Linked DNA regions of Homo sapiens: region 2 is linked to region 1. A link is a contact called in ENCODE Hi-C or POLR2A ChIA-PET data. All regions are on one chromosome and are shown on one strand. The core of a region is the stretch at or near the end of the contact, and the rest is flanking DNA. Distances in the headings are between cores, read along the strand shown. Region 1 holds the start of SIRT3 (sirtuin 3). Region 2 holds the start of IRF7 (interferon regulatory factor 7).

What was found. Hi-C counts contacts between places; a loop is a spot of excess contacts on that map. ChIA-PET counts read pairs that join two places held with the same protein, here RNA polymerase II (POLR2A). Pooled maps may share reads with other maps.
Region 2: a loop to region 1 is called in a map of CD8-positive, alpha-beta T cell, with 6 times the contacts of the local background. The contact joins the promoter of IRF7 here to the promoter of SIRT3 in region 1. A Hi-C loop is called at or near these places in 1 of 168 maps with a recorded cell type or tissue (CD8-positive, alpha-beta T cell) and 9 of 50 pooled maps. POLR2A ChIA-PET finds 5 or more read pairs at or near these places in 1 of 52 experiments (T-cell).

Annotation. Positions count from the first base shown.
Region 1 is chr11:233,670-238,116 of GRCh38, forward strand. It overlaps SIRT3 (sirtuin 3), which reads right to left and starts at 2,673. Exons shown (of 7, transcript NM_012239.6): 1 at 2,379-2,673. The coding sequence starts at 2,659. PSMD13 (proteasome 26S subunit, non-ATPase 13) reads left to right here and starts at 3,307. Exons shown (of 13, transcript NM_002817.4): 1 at 3,307-3,475. The coding sequence starts at 3,381. RefSeq lists a silencer at 2,739-2,818 and enhancers at 2,969-3,158, 3,319-3,558.
Region 2 is chr11:614,674-617,199 of GRCh38, forward strand. It overlaps IRF7 (interferon regulatory factor 7), which reads right to left and starts at 1,277. Exons shown (of 11, transcript NM_001572.5): 1 at 1,240-1,277; 2 at 672-974; 3 at 424-586; 4 at 124-334. The coding sequence starts at 691. It overlaps CDHR5 (cadherin related family member 5), which reads right to left. Exons shown (of 15, transcript NM_021924.5): 15 at 1,910-2,526. RefSeq lists an enhancer at 139-733.

The sequences.
Region 1 (4,447 bases), core at 1,423-3,922:
ATAATCACCTTTCTTAGACGACTATTGGGGTACAACAAAAAGCAGTCATAAATCAGAAATCAAGACTTACTTGGGAGCAAAAAATTCAGGTTAATGGGAACTGTGCTCATTTCATAATTCAGTACACTCAGTAGGCACTCAACTCTGACTGACTGCAAACCTCCAAAGGGGTCTCCTAATGAAAACTGGTTAAGGAGTCAAGAAGCAAAGAGGGAAAACCCTGGTTCTAAAACCATCTCACCACCTATTAAGCGCCCCACTTCACACAGCATTTCAGACATCTATTCACTTAAGGTCGTTCCCCAAACAGCTACTGTGCTCCTACTAAACACGAACTGTTAAGAGAAGCACAAAAGGAATGAAAGTTATTATTGCTGTTGAGTGCCTGCTGAGGGCAAGGTATCACGAAGGGTGCCTGAGTACATTCCTCATTTACGTAAATAAAATGTTTGTGAGTCACTGAAAAACACATAAACGGCGTTTTACCAAATGTCTGGAACATACGTAAGATGTATGGCTTAAAGTACATGCTGCATGGTGTGAAATTCACTGGGAGTGGGGGACCCTGAGGGGCAGGCATGGGTGCAACCTGGGAGGGACACTGTGCAAAGGACACAAACAACAAATTCAGAGAGCTCAAAAATCCAAAGCCAAACTGGAGGAAGCCCATGCAATGGACTACTCCTCACACGCAGCCCTATGCCTCCTGCTTTAGGGCCAGTGGTAGCAAGGATTTTTGTTTTGTTTTGTTTTGTTTTGTTTTGAGACGGAGTCTCGCTCTGTTGCCCAGGCTGGAGTGCAGTGTCGCGATCTCGGCTCACTGCAAGCTCCGCCTCCCAGGTTCACGCCATTCTCCTGCCTCAGCCTCCCGAGTAGCTGGGACTACAGGCACCCGCCACCACGCCTGGCTAATTTCCTTGTATTTTTAGTAAAGACGGGGTTTCACTGTGTTAGCCAGGATGGTCTCGATCTCCTGACCTCGTGATCCGCCCGTCTCGGCCTTCCAAAGTGCTGGAATTACAGGCGTGAGCCACCGCGCCCGGCCGCAAGGATTTGTTTTAACAGTTTTGCAGAGTATCACAGATATTAGAATGCGCTCCACGTGTTTGTAGGTCCTGGTCCCTGCTCCATCCATAGCACCTAGAACAGAGTCTGGCACAGAATAAGAGCTCAGTCAGGGCTTCTTGGATGAACGACTGACTCTTCGGGATCTTTGTTTTTTTTTGAGACGGAGTTTTTGCTCTTTCGCCCGGGCTGGAGTGCAATGGTGCCATCTCGGCTCACTGCAACCTCTGCCTTCCGGGTTCAAGTGATTCTCCTGCCTCCGCCTCCTGAGTAGCTAGGATTACAGGCGCCCGCCACCACGCCCGGCTAATTTTTGTAATTTCAGTAGAAATGGGGTTTCACCATGTTGGCCCAGCTGGTCTCGAACTCCTGACCTCGTTATCCACCCGTCTCATCCTCCCAAAGTGCTGGGATTACAGGCGTGAGCTACCGCGCCCGGCCAACTCTTCAGGATCTATTAAACTTTTTTCTTTTTTTTTTCCCACAGGTAGATAAGAGTCTTGCTCTGTCACCCAGGCTGGAGTGCAGTGGCTCAATCATAGCTCACTGCAGCCTTGAACTCCTGGACTCAAGGGATCCTCTTGCCTTAGTCTCAGGAGTAACTGGGACAACAGGCTTGCGCCACCATGCCCGGCTAATTTTTAAATTTTTGGTAGAGATGGGGGTCTCGTTATGTTGCCCAGGCTGCTCTTGAACTCCTGGCCTCGAGCGATCCCCGTCTCAGCCTCCGAAAGTGCTGGTATTACAAGTGTGAGCTACCACTTCGAGACTCACTTTTCACCAACATTTTCAGCAGTTGTGTCAGACAGCAAGTCAATGTGCCATTATTTACTTAAATATTCATCCATTATAGGGCATCTGATACCTAACAACCATGGACCTTAAGATTTTTTCCTATGTAGCCTCAGTTCTTAGATGCAATTACTATGGAGACGGGTACGATCACATGCCAGTGGGAGTATTAACCGCACAACATTTATGAGGGATCATTAAAGCGTTAAATGCATATACTTTTGGACCTAGCAATCCCAGTACTAGGAATTTATGCAAACAGTGAGGTGCCAACAAGGTTATTCACCACAGCATGATGCACAATAACTAAAGGTTAGAACGTATTTCAATGAGGGAATGGTGAAATAAACGACAAAACCCCCATAAGTGACGTCCACAGATCAGCATAAAGACGGAGGCCCCGGTGTTGGAACGCACGTAAACTCCCAGACATGCCGCAAAGGAAACACGGCAAGGTGAGAAAGAGTGGGCGAGGTGTCGACAACGAACACGCAAGAAGTGCTTGTCCTTGCCCAAAATACCTCGAAAAGAAGAAACTGGGAGCTGCTGCCCTCGGCTGCCTCCGGAATGCCCTGGGCACCTCGGGTCTGGGAGGCCTCTGCAAGGGGCGCGCCGGGTCCAAGGGCTCACCGCGGGCCCCATGGCTGCCTCTCAGCCCCGCACTCACATCGTCCCTGCCGCCAAGCACCAGCCGACAGCCGCAGGCCTGAAACGGCCCCACGCCTCCCCCGGCCTCGACCCGTTCAACTACCCGGCCCCACAGCCGGAGGGCTGCCGCGGCGCGCCAACCCCAGAACGCCATGTTCCGCGCAGTCCAAGGAGTCCTCCGGACTCGCCCCGCCCCCGGCGCCCCGGCCCCGCCTCCGCCTCCCACCCCCGCCCCCGGCGCCCCAGCCCCGCCTCCGCCTACCGCCCCCGCCCCCGGCGCCCCGGTCCCGCCTCCGCGCCCCGCCCCCGCCTCCTTGCCGACGCCTCCGGCGCGCCCAGGTAGACGTAGAGGCGAGTAGAGGAAGTTCCCTAGTCTGGTGTCTCATCTCTCGCCCCGGAGGTCAAACCTGGAGCCAGCATTTCTGTACCCTGCGCTCACACCTTTTTCAACCCGGATGGCGGTGATAGTTAATACTTTCTGAGCGCTTTTACTATGGTCAGGCATTATATTTACACCTAATCCTCGCAAAACACTACTGGGAAGATCCTCATTTGACAGGAGCAATTCCGGGTCACAAAGGCTGACACCACAAAGCTAGTCCGTAGCGGGTTCGACCACAGGCGCCCACACTCTTTGACGCCTCAATGGCACAGCCAAGTGCGCGGGAAGTGGGCTGCAAACGCCGGAGAGTTTTGTCCGGAGCGCAGAGACGCGCTGTAACCGAGCAACCAGCGGGGCCCGCCCCCGGCCTGCTACGGCGCTCCCAGCCTGCCCCGCGCCGCTCGGCGCCGGAAGTGAGTGAGCATTTCCGGCAGCCATCCCCGCGGTGCTGACATCCCGGTTGTTCTTCTGTGCCGGGGGTCTTCCTGCTGTCATGAAGGACGTACCGGGCTTCCTACAGCAGAGCCAGAACTCCGGGCCCGGGCAGCCCGCTGTGTGGCACCGTCTGGAGGAGCTCTACACGAAGAAGTGAGCGCCGAGCAGACGGGCCCTGGGCCCCGGCGATAGAGGGAGACGGAGGGGGCAGGCGGGCGGAGGAGCGGACCCTTGATGGGCTGAGGGCGCCCAGACCCAAGTTGGGGGGAAACGGGGACGTGTAGCGACCGGCTGTGCCGGCAAGGTTTGCTGAGGAACCTTGAGTGGCAGGGTCGAGGAATAAGAGGGATGACAGACCACGAGGGCCAAGAGCTGTAGCCAGGATGTTTCGGTCTGAGATTCACTGCTTCCTTAACGGGGGACTGAGACTGAGGCTTCTGAACTCCTACCTCGGGTCTTACTAAAACGGTTCAGGAGTAGCCTTTGATTTTAGCTCTTGATTCCATCTAACAAGCAAACACACTTTCAGGGCCACCACCCACTTTGGGAAACATGTTGGTGATTCGTGCTTAGCCTTGTCATAGTGTAACTGTATCTACAGTTATCTTTCTCATGGTCTGGAGTTGATAAACCAGAGGCTAGTACAGCTTTGCTGTTTTCCCTATTCATTCTGCAGCTGGTTGCACGGGGTGCAACCACTTCCGCCGTCCCATTGTCTTTACCTTCCATTGTATTTCTCATGGGCTTTCTGCCCCTAGAAAGATCTTAAAGTTTAGGTTTGTTTAGAAACAGGATGAATTGCAGAGCAATTAAATTCTTGCTAAGCACTAACCTCCTTTTAATATGAGTAGAATAAATTGCTGGCATTGGGCTGGAGCTATTCCATAGAAAATACATCTCCTGTAGTAACCTCCCTGTTAACCCTAGCATTTAATATAATACCTTTCACATAGATGTTCCATACATGTTTTGATGATGTTTAGCATTCAGCAGCCTTCTGCTATTAGCAGTTTTTGAGAGCAAATTAATGTTTGGCAAATAATGGTTTGTGTTGGATAGCACTTGGTAATTTTCAAAGCATTTTATCTGCGTTATTAAATATTAGCCTTTGGGTTTTGGATGAAG
Region 2 (2,526 bases), core at 27-2,526, 380 kb after region 1:
GTCCTGGGCCTGCTGGCAGCCTCTCCCAGAACAGCTTCTAAAACCACAAATCTGACCCAGAGAATGTTCCCCTTTGCCCAAGCAGGACGAATGCCAACGCCCTTGGCAGCCGGCGTCGCTCACCTCGCCAGCACAGCTCCCGGCTGAGCGCGTACACCTTGTGCGGGTCGGCCGGGTCCCCCGAGTTATCCCGCAGCATCACGAAGCGACGCGTGCTGCGCAGTGCGCAGCGGAAGTTGGTTTTCCAGCCGGCGCGCTCCGCAGTCTCAGCCTCGGGGGGCGGGCCACCTCCCCTGCTGCTAGGCGGCCACCTGCCGCGGGCCACAGCCCAGGCCTGAAGAGGGGGACAGAACACGTGTGCCGGGCCCGCGGGGTCCTAGGCGGGCTCTCCCACCCGGGGCGGGGCGGGGCTGGGGTCCCCACCTTGAAGATGCGCGCGTCGGCCTCGCTCAGGTCCTTGCGCGCGAAGTGCTTCCAGGGCACGCGGAAACAGGTGCGGGCCTCGTCCAGCCACTGCAGCCCCTCATAGCAGCCGCTGCTGATCTCTCCAAGGAGCCACTCTCCGAACAGCACGCGTGGGGCTGCCCTGCGGGTGCCCGGCCGCGGAGAGTCAGGGCCGGCTGCAGGGCGCTCGGGGACTGGCATCTGGAGAGGGTGGGCCGGGCTCTTACCTCTCAGGAGCCAAGGCCATTGCTCCTTCTGCAGGGGCAGTTAGGTGGCGGTCAGGTGTTATAACAGGGGAGGTAAGGGCTCCTGTCGCAGCAGACGCCAGGCCGCGGCCACAGGTCGTGTGGCCAGGTGTCACAGGTGTCCACAGGTGTGGACTGAGGGCTTGTAGCCACCGACGCTGCCTCGGTATGGATCTCTTGGCAGAGGGGGCTACAGGTGTGACTGCAGGTGTGGCCGGCGCGCACACATGAAGTCACAGGTGTTGAACCAGTGTCCAGGCCTGGCGGGAAGGCGCAGGCCGGACCCTGCGGAGACGGGAAAGGCGACGTCAGGGGCGGGTCAGGCTCCCGGGAAAGCGAAACCTAAACAGTGGCGCTTCGCACCCTCCTCGATCCCACCCCGTCCGGTTCTCAGCTCCGCGGAACCCCGCCTCCGCCTCCGCCTCCCTCCCCGCCCGACCCTCATCTCTCAGGCTCCCCCAGCTCTTGGCTCTACCCCTCCGGGGTCACGGAGCCCCCACGGAGGCTCTCGCTCCCGGCCTGCACCGCGTGGGTCTGGGGTCCCCAGTACCTGGGTGCCAGAGCCGCCGGGACGGGAAGTTTCGTCTCGCGGGGAAGCGGAGGGCCGGCGCTTTTATGGTGGCCAGGCGGGAGTTTCCGGGAAGGGCGCGCGCCGCCTGTTCTTATTATTGGATGCGACCAGCGGAACCCCGCCCCGGCCAGCGCGGAGTAGGGAGGAGTGGAGGGCGTTGGGAGTGGCTGCAGTGAGCCGAGATGGAGCCACTCCACTACAGCCCAGGGGACAGAGCAAGACTCAGTCTCAAAAAAAAAAGGAAGTGGGTAATGGGAGGTGGACGTGCCTCGAAAAAGGGGCAGCTGCACCGTTTGCGTTTCTTTTTTTGAGATGGAGTTTCGCTTTTGTTACCCAGGCTGGAGTGCGGTGGCACAATCTTGGCCCACCACAACCTCCGCCTCCCGGGTTCAAGTGATTCTCCTACCTAAGCCTCCCGAGTAGCTGGGATTACAGGCATGAACCACCACGCCCGGCTAATTTTGTATTTTTAGTAGAGACGGGGTTTCTCTATGTTGGTCAGGCTGGTGTCGAACTCCCGACCTCAGGTGATCTGCCCACCTCGGCCTCCCAAAGTGCTGGGATTTAGGCGAGAGCCGCCGTGCGCAGCCCCCTTTGGGTTTTTTACATTGTTCAGTCAAGAATATCAGATACTCTCACAATTAAAACATTTGGAAAGGAATTAATGGTGTATTTCCATTAGGGAAAGTGCTGACAAGCCGCAAGGGATCCCTTGATGGTTCTGGGCATGGGCGCCCAGCCTGGGCTCTGGCTTTGGGAGCAGCGAGGGGAATGTGTCTCTCACCCCTAGGCCTCCTGGTCTGGCTCCTGCTCAGGCCACACGGCGCACCCACCCCCAGCGCGCCTCAGTCCAGGTCACTGGGCAGGGTGTTTACTGCTGCGCTCCAACCCAAGCATGTAGATTTCAGAAGGGGACTAGGACCCCCGGCAGGTGTTTGAGACCACCGGCTCCCAAGTGCGTCGCCTTGGGGGTTTGCATCGGCTCCTCAGCCTCCCCAGGCAATCTCTGTGTAGGGTCGGGAGCGGGAGGTCTGAGATGAGCCGGGTGCCTGAGATCTCCGGTGCAGGTCGGGGGAGGGGAGCCCCCCTCGGGCTGTGGTTAGAGCGGGAGAGGAACTTCCCAGACTAGCTGGCACAGAGCCTCGGGAAGGCGGCGGGCACTGCAGGTGGTTTACGGGAAGTGCTGCAGCCTTGGGGTGGGGACAGCGTGGCCAGACCCACCGCCTCATCTGCACACCTGGGCTCAAGCGCTAATGACGACAGGGG